2 separate regions of the Homo sapiens genome follow, and region 1 is linked to region 2. A link is a contact called in ENCODE POLR2A ChIA-PET data. All regions are on one chromosome and are shown on one strand. The core of a region is the stretch at or near the end of the contact, and the rest is flanking DNA. Distances in the headings are between cores, read along the strand shown.

What was found. ChIA-PET counts read pairs that join two places held with the same protein, here RNA polymerase II (POLR2A).
Region 1: POLR2A ChIA-PET joins it to region 2 with 16 read pairs in OCI-LY7. The contact joins two enhancer-like sites. POLR2A ChIA-PET finds 5 or more read pairs at or near these places in 2 of 52 experiments (OCI-LY7 and naive thymus-derived CD8-positive, alpha-beta T cell).

What each region holds. Positions count from the first base shown.
Region 1 is chr4:8,077,209-8,082,466 of GRCh38, forward strand. It overlaps ABLIM2 (actin binding LIM protein family member 2), which reads right to left. Exons shown (of 21, transcript NM_001130083.2): 5 at 3,468-3,594; 6 at 420-513. Among named protein-coding and RNA genes, the nearest start is that of MIR95, 74 kb to the left of the region's middle. RefSeq lists an enhancer at 1,518-2,017. Within about 2 kb of position 3,348, at least 3 of the 41 ENCODE cell types and tissues checked have a DNase peak (open chromatin) inside an H3K27ac peak, as active enhancers do.
Region 2 is chr4:6,805,308-6,811,333 of GRCh38, forward strand. The region is part of intron 2 of KIAA0232; the gene reads left to right. Among named protein-coding and RNA genes, the nearest start is that of KIAA0232, 26 kb to the left of the region's middle. Within about 2 kb of position 2,469, at least 3 of the 41 ENCODE cell types and tissues checked have a DNase peak (open chromatin) inside an H3K27ac peak, as active enhancers do.

The DNA of each region.
Region 1 (5,258 bases), core at 2,098-4,597, 1.3 Mb after region 2:
AGCACCTCAGAAGCTCCCCCTGCATAATTGCTATCTGCCCTGCCTCCCGGGCGACCCCGCTGTGCCTCCTATGGGGACGAGGTCCTGGTGTGGGCTCTCTTCCATCTTCCGTGCCTCTGAGTCCCAATCTAGACAGCAAACGGCTGGGCCAAAACATCTCAAGGCACTTCCCACATGCTCTGAATTTGTCAAGAGGCACAGAAGAGAGCATCACAAGGCAGGCTTCCTGGAGGAGGTGGCACTGGGCAGGCCCTGGACAGCTGATGAGGGTGTCCATTGGCTGAGCTGGCAGGAATAGGGAGGTGAAGCTGCAGCCAGACAGATTCTTGCACAAACACACACAAATCTCCCAGTCAACTCCCAGGGGGGCAGTTAGGCCCTAGCTCAGAGCGGGCAGGGGCCCGGCCCGCCGCGCTTACCTCCAGCACGCGCCCCGTGATGTATTTCTCACAGCTGTCACAGCGGATGCCGAACTTGGCGTGATAGTCAGCTTCGCAGTAGGGCAGCCCATCCCTGCAATGAGACAGGCAGTCAACACAGGGCGGGTGTCGCCCGAGGACCCTTGAGATCTAACAACCCTCACCAACAAGAGAGTCTGCCCTCAAAGTGGGGGAATGCCCACCTCCTCCTGCTCAGGTAACAATGCTTCCAACAGGCAGTGTCATTGGGCTCTCACAGACACCAGCCCCATGAGAAATATGATGACAATGGTCCCATTTCACAGACGGAGAAACTGAGGAGCACAGGCCAGACCACCTGCCCAGTGGGTGGGAGGGGCTGACAGCAGCAGCTTCTGGGAAACGAGAGCTGCTTCTGTAGACCTGGCTCTTCTTTCTGGCTCCTTCCATCCAAAGTTCAACATCTGGGGTGCCTTAGAAAACTGTGAGCCAAAGAGGGGGGACAGTAAGGGCACCCACATTGGGAACAGGGCTGGAGAATGACAGAAAGCCCAGATGAGGGTGTGGTAGGTTAGGACAAGACTTTACTGTCCCCCCTGCATCCTGGCCTGCATCACAGCCCCCGAATATGAGGGGTGACAAAGGCTGGCTCTGGCCACACTTGGAGAGGCCTGGCCTTCCGCAGTGCAGGAAAGAGCAGGAGGGCTGCACGTATGCGTCCATCCCCTCTCCCCACGCACACGTGCGGCCTGCCTGCTATGTGCCAGGTGCATAGGGCTCAGGGAATTGGTGTCGAATGCCCATCATCCTGGGCCTGCCCCTCCAGCAGAGGCTTCCTCCGAGTCTCCATAAATGAGCTACAGAGAAAAGCCGTCTGCGGGGTCATCCCTGGCACAGCTCCTGAGCTGACCTTCACACCCGTTATCATGATTATTAAGAGATCAACATGCCAAGATGGATGGCTGTGCAGATGTGGGGACAGCAGGTCAGCAGTGGCCACACTCGGTGTGGGGAGGCGCTGCTCTGCTGAGCCGTGGTTGAGTGAACAGGCCTGTGCTCAAATGCCACATCCCAGCTGTGTGACCCTGGGCAACTCACTTAACCTCTCTGAGCCTCAGCTTCCCCAACTGCATAATGGGGGAAATAATAGTAAGGACTAATGAAGAGAATGGCAGGCACTCTCCAAGGTGGCTGAAGCATTGTCATTACTAACCAGGGCTGTCCTCTCAGCCCCGGCCAGACCCAGCACGTGTGGGGGTGACTGGCACAGAGCGAGGTACCTGCCACTCCAATGCGCCCCTTCCAGCATCGCTGAAGTTGCTGTAGTGTTCCAAATTTGGTTTGAGTTTTTGCACAGCTACTAGAGAAGGGAGGATTTCTCAGGCTGTCATGGATTAGACCCCAGCTCACGTTCTTTTCCTCCAAGCTCCGGGCTGTTGCTAGGTCCCCAGGATGTGGGGTCATGAGCCCCGGGCCTGGGTGCCCCTCTCTGGCTGCGGCCTGGAAGTGGCCCACAGCTGGGATAAGCCATCGCTCAGAGAGTGGCAGCCCTTCCTTCCATGTGAGGGGGAGACATACAATGAGTCCTCAGGCTTACTTCCAAATGCCGCTGACCTCAGGACTCCCGTAATAACCCACAAACGAGTGTTATTTGCAGCAAATGGGAAGTTAAAGATAACATCTCCATGGCAACACCAACGCCCTCCTTGTCAATTCTGGGACAGCTCTGGAGGCTGCTAAGTAACATGCACGGTGTGGGTGAGCTGCCAACGCTGCGGGAGGGGCCTGCCGCCTGCACGGGGCTGGGCATTTTCATTTTATATTAAAGTGCTGCGTGCACCACACCGGGCGGTCCCTGGATGACCGTGACACAGGCGGGGAAACTCATGCACCGCACAGGTCCCTCACCCTGGGTGCAAGCTCACCTTGGTTTGGAGGTTTTACTTAAAATGATGTCTTGAAGATCATTGCAGATTCCCCAGCAGTTGTAAGAAACAATACAGAGAGGTCCCATGTACCCTTCGCCTAGTTTCCCCCAGTGGTGATGCAGAATTAGTATACACCCTCAGCCAGGAAGTCAACACGGGCACATCCACCGACGTGATTCAGGTTCCGTGTGACATGTGCTCGAATGTGCATGCATATGCGTGCGTGCGTGTGTGTGTGTGTGCGCGCGCCTCACTCCATGCAGTTTTATCACAGGGCGTTTTTCATCCCCATCAATTCCTGTGATGATTTTGTTCCCATTGGGCATTGAGAACAAGCACAGCATAGATAAAAGTGGCCAGAAGACCCTCTAGCTCCCAGGAAGGGGCCCTCTGCGCTCAGAGGAGCTGCCCGCCTTCAGCTCGTCCACATATTCGCCCCTCACCTGCACCATGCGGAAGGCTTGCCTGCCTCAGGTCCCCAATCCCCCAGGGTTAAAACCGACCCCCAGCTCCTGGCCCTGAGCTGCCTCCATTCAAGGCCATTATCTTCCCAGAAGCCTTCCCTGGTTCCCAAATCGGCCACCACCCCAGTGTGACTGCACATTTGTGGGACATGTTTGGTGTCGATGGCAGCTGCCCCAGGGGCCCCCGCTCTGCAGAAGACAGAGTGCGTGGCTGTGGGGCCCCAGCCCTGACACCTGGGATGGGTCAGCCCCCTCTCCTCATCTCCATGCTGGCTTCTGCTGACATTGCTTCACCTCCTGCAGGACATCCAGGCGCCGGAAAGGCAGCTGATCCCATGGGGATGGTGGAGGGGGACTGCGACGGGGAGGGAAGGCACTTCAAAAACTCAGCACTGGCAGCCCTGGTAGCTCTGCTTCTCATCCAAAAAAAGGAGCCGGATGCTGCAAATGCCGTTAGAGAAGCCAGGGCTGGCCAGGGAAGGGGGACATAAGGCTGTTGGGACAAATTCGCTGAGCTCTGAGCCATGCTTCTCACCCAGCAGCAGGGCAGTAGTAGCTGTGTGAGGAATAGGAGAGACACAGAGAGGGTGGCGCTGGGGACACGTGCAGAGTGTGGGACCCCCACAGAGTAGGGAAGCCTGAGCGGAGGCTCTCACTAGAGCCCTCCCCCCACTTACTTGCTGATGTACTCGGCATTCAGGAGCTTCCCACAGCTCTTGCACTTAAAACAGCCCAAGTGCCAGTGCTTGTCCAAGGCTACCAGGGCCTGGCCATTCTTGATTTCTGTGCCGCAGCCCCCACAACCTGGAAGAAAGAGAAGAGAACACAGACACCCCCACCATTGTGAGAGGTGTTGGGGAGGCCTCCTGCTCTCCACACTCCGTGAAGGCCCCTGGGGCAGCCGGGAGGGGCGGGACAGACCAGCAGCCACAGCGAGTGTGCTTGGAGGAGTCTCTTACACAGCAGTCTCTGGAGCATAGGGAAGGCAACTGGGGAAGTTTGACCCTGCATGCATTGAGCACTGACTGCATGCAGCCTGGGCTATGAGCTGGGGAAACCTAGATGAAGAAACAGAGGTCCTGTCTTGCAGGAGAGCGGAGTTGGCTCCTGGCACCGAGACGTACCAGGTTGAACCCAACTGTGACTCGATGTGCCCCCCAAAGGGAAATGGACCATATTAGAGAGGGCCGAGCCAGCCCCCAGCCCCCAACCCCGTCAGCCCTGGGAGCTCTCCCGCCACACCCAGCCAGCCAAACCCACCTTCTCTCTTTCTGCCATCCCTACGGTGACTGGCGCTCTCCACCCCGTGGCCACCAGCCTCGTGGGACCCTGCCTGGCCTCCTGGTGCCCTCTCTGTCCTTCCCAGCCGTGCCTGCCCTGCTCACTTGTCCTGTGTCCCAGGGCCTGGTCTTTGTGCACAGGGCCTCCAGGTTTTGGCCCTGCCCTGAGCCAGCGGCCCACAATCCCTCCACCCTATGAGCCACCATACCGGGGGCTCCACAGCCAGCATCATGGGCATGCTCCCCTGGCAGAGCGGGTGGAGCAGGCTGGGGAGCTGGGGAGAGCCTGGTGCACGAGCCTGAGCGGGGTGCGTGTGAGTGCATGTGCATCTGTGTGCATAGGGTGTGACTGTCTAAGTATGTGGATGTGTCTTATGGGACTGTGAGCATTTGTATGTCACCTGAGTCTTCCTGTGAGTCTTCCTGTGAATATATGAGGTCAGGGGCGGGGAGTGGGAGGCAGAGCGGCAGAGACGCTGTGACAGCATCCCCAAGGGAAAGGGCCTCTCACAAGGTGAACACCTGGTGACAACAGCAGCAACTGGGACGGAGCAGGGCCCACTGAGTCAACCACCCAGGTGTGCATTGATTCATGGATCACACACGTCCTCACTCCAGGGACCTGCACCTGTCATAGCTGAATGTGCGTCAGTGTGTGTGACTGGTGCGTGAGTGTGTCTACGTATGTGTTTGTGTCTGCATGTGCGAATATGTCTGCACGTGAGAGTGTGTCTGTGTGTTTGTCGAAGTGTGTGTCTGCGTGTGTTTAAGGGTGTGGTTGTGTGTTGGGGGCATGACAAGGGAAGGGCCTCGGACCCCGTAATGGACAGGGAGGAAGAGGGTGTCTGACAAACAGGGCCTTGCCGCCTGCAGGAGCCCCTGAGTAATTCACAGACCAAGCAGGGACCCCTCGTGCCCAAGGAAACCTCTACCCAAGATGGAAAGAAGGTGGCCCCAGGGCCCGACGTGCTGGGTACAAATCCTGGCCCCCACTATGCGCTGGGTCACACTGAGCGTATTCCTCCTGCGGGAGCCCCCATTTCCTCATCGTGGGGTGGGGTGATCACCTCCTCACTTGGTGCCTGCCCGGATCCAGTGCTAATTTACACAGAAGACCTGGCCCAAAGCCTTGCGCATCCCGGGTGAACAGTGAGCATCGGCGAGACCCCCTGTGGGCCTGCTGTGCGG
Region 2 (6,026 bases), core at 1,219-3,718:
TATCTTTTTGCATAAACAGAAAATTTTATTTGGACTCTTTAAAATTTTTAACTATTAGGATATGAATCAGATAATCCATATAAACTTTTCATATAGAATTAGATTATTGACTGATATAAACACATTATTGAAGTATTGCTTCTTACCTAAGTCCGTTTTGGAGAACTATAATTTGTATTACTTGGCTGTGGCTTTTATAGTAATTTTAAAAATGTTAACTCACTGTCTTACCAGTGAGTTACAGAATTTTATGCTACCTTTACCTCACTCATTGAAACTCAGAAGATATTTGTGGTTTTGAGTTTAGTAATTGAAAGCTGTAGAATTTATATGCCCAGACATTTTGAGGACCAACAGTATCACATTGTAAAATTATTTTGGTACACTATGATATAGTATTTTATATGATAAAATGTTTCAACGTTGACAAAGTGGGTTTCATCATGTTGGAGCTTTTTGCATTTTCAAAAAGTGTAAAAATTACTTATTTTAGTTTTTTTCCAAGTAAGCTTAGGGTTTTTGAAATTTTGCATTTCTTAATCTGTAGATGTTTCCATTTTTCCTAATTGAAATTTTTAAATTTCTAAAATTTAGTTGTTTCGTCCCTTTTCCAACAATTTTTCCAAAAGCTTTTAGAATTTCATAATAATTTTGTTTTATCTTGTTTTTGCATTTTGTTTAGTTGCTATTTTGTTATCTTTTGCAAGGAAGGAGGAGGATTTGCTTCAGTTGTAAGTGTATACATTTTCCTCTTCCCCTTGGGCCCAAATGTTTTCTCCTTTTGTCCTGTAAAGTGTCTGCTGTGAGGTTTACCCCTGCTAGGTAAAAAAGGCATTTTTTTAAATCTCCATAACTTTTTGAAGGCATAAAAACTGCCATTTTGTAGCCCTGCTAAAGAATTTTGACATCTAATTGGTCTAAGTGAACTAAATGTCTACATTGGTTATTATAATTTGATAACCTGTAAAAAAAAATTTTTAATATGGCAGTCCAGCTTTTCAAACCAGAAATATTAACAGATGAATAAGAATCATCAAATAACTGGAATCAAGTATAAGTTAGACATAAAACAATGTAACTTTGCACAAGCAGTTCATCTCCATAGTACAATTAAACAATAAGTTCAAACAGTAACAAAACAATAAGAGGCCTGGCGGTGGCTCATGCCTGTAATCCCAGCACTTTGGGAGGCCGAGGCGGGTGGATCACAAGGTCAGGAAATCGAGACCGTCCTTGCTAACATGGTGAAACCCCGTCTGTATTAAAAATACAAAAAATTAGCCGGGTGTGGTGGTGGGCGTCTATAATCCCAGCTACTTGGGAGGCTGAGGCAGGAGAATGGCATGAACCTGGGAGGCGGAGCTTGCAGTGAGCCAAGATCATGCCACTGCACTCCATCCTGGGTGACAGAGCTAGATAGACTCCCTCTCAAAAAAAAAAAAAAAAAAAAAAAAAAGAATTAAAACAATAAGAACATACAGGCTGATCGAAACTTTCAGGTCTGTGAGCATTTGACAGTAGCATTTCCTCAGTAGAGGAAAGTTTATCCAGGTTGCATAGAAAGCTTTTCCCTTTTATTTAGTCTCATTACACACTAGATCTAGCTCTCATTTGTTTTGTTTTAATAGAAGTCTGTTTAGTACTTCTGAATCTATGTAGAACTGATCGCTTTCACCTACACTTTATCATTACAAAATTGGTTTTTCCTTTTTGTCTGTCTGTCTGTCTATCTATCTATCTATCTATCTATCTATCTATCTATCTATCTATCTATTTAAGACAGGGTCCTGCTATGTTGCCCAAGTTGGCCCTGTACGCCTGGGCTCAAGTGTTGTTCCTGCCTCAGCTTCTCCAATAGCTAGGATTATAGGCACACACCATGGCATCCAGCTTTTCTTCCTTATCTTTTAAACATAAAGATCAACCAGATTAACCAAATCTGTTACAGGCTTGCAATTTATGAAAATATTTGCTACTTCTCTTGCTATCAAGTAGTAATCTTATCTATAAGAACAATCCTGTTTATGAAAATATTAATAATTCATTTTAATTGTCACTGGAGCATATATACTTACGTGTTTATTTCTGATGACTAGTAAGCATGGAATTTCTCAATCTTTATGCAGTTTTTCCTCTTTTTGTAGAAAGAACTCAAGTCTCACACTAGTTTTGTTGATTACATTACTTTTTAAAAAGCCTTATTCATTTCCTGGGACTTGACACACTTCTAGAATGGGGAAGAAAACTGTAGGTCTGATTGTCCATTTCTACGTAGCTTTTCAGATACCTAGGGTAAACCGGTTTACATAGTTTATAGCCCTTGGTTCCTGTTTTCAGTGCTTGAATTCCAGTTTGGGTTGTAGATTCTTTATGGATTTTCTCTTCTGGCTGTAGATTGGCTTTGGAGCCAGGCTACCTACTAAAGAGAATAAGCATTATCTTCAGTTCCAAATTCATGTGCTGAGATCAGAAAATAACAGACAAGGCCAGGCACAGTGACTCATCCCTGTAATCCCAGCACTTTGGGAGGCCAAGGCAAGTGGATCACTTGAGGTCAGGAGACCAGCCTGGCCAACATGGTGAAACCCCATCTCTACTAAAAATACAAAAATTAGCTAGGTGTGGTGATGTGCACCTGTAGTCCCAGCTACTCGGGTGGCTGAGGCAGGAGAATCCCTTGAACCTGGGAGGCAGAGGTTTCAGTGAGCTGAGATCATGCCACTACACTCTAGCCTGGGCAACAGAGTGAGACTATGTCTCAAAAAAGAAAAAAGAAAATAACAGACAAGAATTATTTATAAATGTATAACTACTTAATTGTATGTTTGCACTCTCTGGCTTGCCAGGCAAATAGTATTTAGGATTTTGGTGAAAAGTAATAGAGTCCAAAAGCCAGAGTCTTAATATTTCAAATATCTGTTTTCTTTATGCTCTTTTCTATATTCTTTCTTTTACTTTATGTTATATATCCTTTATGCCTTCCCCCTCAAGTCTTTTCCTTATGTGAAAGTCCTGTAAACACCCAAATTGAATAATTATGAAAAGACAGTTGCAGGTAATGCAGTGTCTTGGGTACTGAGCACACCAGCAATGTGAGTATGAACTTTGTAGTGAGAAAGGACCAGTTAAAAATATAGAGAGTTCAAGCATGACTTGCAGAAGTACCATACTAGATCAAAGGGAATGGTAGAGGGCTTCTGTGGGAAGAGTACAAGTTGCTTTACATAAGGCGAAAGCCTGCTAATACAGGATGGTAAATACCTAAAGGAAAATCCTGAGAGAGTCATGATTGTCTCGATATCACTGACACCAGGCACAGTGCCTTGTACACAAGAAACCTCTAGTACATGGGATCGTGAGAGAATGAGTTAAAATTCCTATGTTAGTTAGTCCCTGCCTGTGGACTCAGAGTGTGATCTGAGTTGGTTTTTTCTCCCACCTGCTAGTATTATGAATATCATTTTATTTACCAAACTTCTCTTTTTCAGAATTTATTCTCCTCCATTTAGATTTGGGAAGTAGTTAGTTCAGCACAGTTTTGATCACCTGCCAAGGCCTAAGCATTCTACTAAATGGTACATGTGGAGGATGTCACAGTTTGGCCTGAAGAACTTTAAGCCTATTTGATGAGGAACCCATTCCCAGGAGGCAGTTAGAGAATAGTATAAAAGGACATCATCACAAGGCAGCAGGTCATGAGGACAGCCAGCACTCTATAAGTGTTGGGAGGAAGACAGTGGTATGCCCTTACATAATTAGAAAGGGCTTCTTCAGGAAGGCAGGGCAGGAATGATTCCATTGCCAGTTGGGTGTTAGTGTTTCAGCCGTGTCTGTGCTTTCTGAAACTTTTATGATCCTATTATTATTGTCTTTGATAGTTTGTCTGTGTTTACCAGAATGCTGGTTTCAATAATGTTAGACTTCAGAGTTGTTTCCTTAATATTAACAGCCTCATATTCTACCCCTTGAAGTGGTCATTAGGGCTAGTGATACCTGCCCTATTAAAGTGAAGTGAGGCTAAGAGACTTGCTTTGACTCATAAAATGTGAGTAGCTCACTTCCAGGAGGAAGCATTCAAAGTACCAGTGCCAGCTTTGGTGCAGATCTTATTTTCTCTGGCCCCCTAGACTAGCAGGGTTCAAGATAATGGCCATTTTGTCACCCTGTGTCCCAGAATGATTATGATGAGTGATTACCCTGATCATCCCTGCCAATCCAGGATGAACACATAGTATGAGAAGGATATAAACCTTTGTGGAAGTCCTAGTAAGAGAAATTAAGCAAGAGAAAGAAATAAAAGGCATCCAAATTAGAAAAGAGGAGGTCAAATTATATCCCTGTTTGCCAATAATATGCTCTTATATCTAGAAAAACTAAAGACTCCACCAAAAAACCTCCTAGATTTAATAAGTAAATTCAGTAAAGTTGCAGGATACAAAATCGGCATACAAAAATCAGTAATATTTATATATTACCAATAACGATCTAGCTGAGGAAGAAATCAAGAAGGAAGTACCATTTACAATAGCTATAAAAAAACAAGGTACCTAGGAATACATTTAACCAAGGAGGTGAAAGATCTCTCCAAGGAAGACTACAAAATACTGATAAAAGAAATTGTAGATGACAAATAAATGGAAAAACATCCAATGCTCATGGATTGGAAGAATTAATATCATTAAAGTGACCGTACTATCCAAAGCAATCTACAGATTCAATGTAACCCCTATCAAAATACTAATGTCATGTTTTACAGAATTAGGAAAAAAATCCTAAATTCATATGAAATCAAAAAAGAGCCCTAATAGCCAAAGCAATCCTGACCAAAAAGAACAAAGCTGGGGGTATCACATTACCTGACTTCAAATTATATTACAAGGGTATAGTAACCGAAACAGCATGGTACTGGTGTAAAAATAGATGTATAGACAATGGCACAGAATAGAGAGTCCAGAAATTAAGCCACATATTTATAGCCAACTGATCTTTGACAACGCTACCAACAACATACATCAGAGAAAGGATACCCTCTTAAAGAAATGGTGCTGGAAAAATTGGATTGCCCTGTGCATAAGAATGAAATTGGACCCCAGTCTCTCACCATATACAAAAAATCAACTCAAGATGGATTAAAGACTTAAACGTTAAGACCTGAAACTATAAAAATACTAGAATAAAACCTAGGGAAAACTCTTCTGGACATTGATATAGGCAAAGAATCAGTGACTAAGACCTCAAAAACACAGGCAACTAAAACAGAAATAGACAAATGGGCCTTATCGAAACCAAAAAGCTTCAGCAGAGCAAAAGAAATCAGCAGGAGATTGAAGAGACAGCCTGTAGAATGAGAGAAAATGTTTGCAAACTATTTATCTGATAGGGAACTGATATCCAGAATATACAAGGAATTCAGACACTTCAACAACAGCAAAAACAAGAAGATCCCATTAAAAGGTGGGCAAAGACATGAATAGACTTTTTTTAAAAGAAGACATACACATGGCCTACACGTATATGAAGAAAAGCTCAGCATCACCAGTCATCAGAGAAATGCAAACCAAAACCAGAATGAGATGTCATCTTACCCCAGTCAGAATGGCTATTATTAAAAAGACAAAACAACAACAACAACAAAAAGAAAACAAGTATTTGCACGGATGCAGAGAAAAGGAAACTCTTAAAGATTTTTGGTGGGAATATAAATTAGTATAGCTTCTATGGAAAAGAGTATGGCGATTTCTTAAAGAACTGAAAATAGAATGAGCATTCAATTCAGCATTCCCACTGTTGAGTATCTACTTTGGGTAGATACTCAAAGGAAAAGAACGTGTCAGAAAGATACCTGTGCTCGTATGTTTATTGCGGCACTATTCACAATAACAAAGATGTAGAATCAACCTGAGTGTCCATCAGTGAATAAATGGATAAAGAAAATGTGGTCTATACACACAATAGAATGCTATTCAGACATAAAAAAAGAGTGAAATCGTGTCTTTTGCGGCAACGTTGGTGGAACTGGAAGTCAT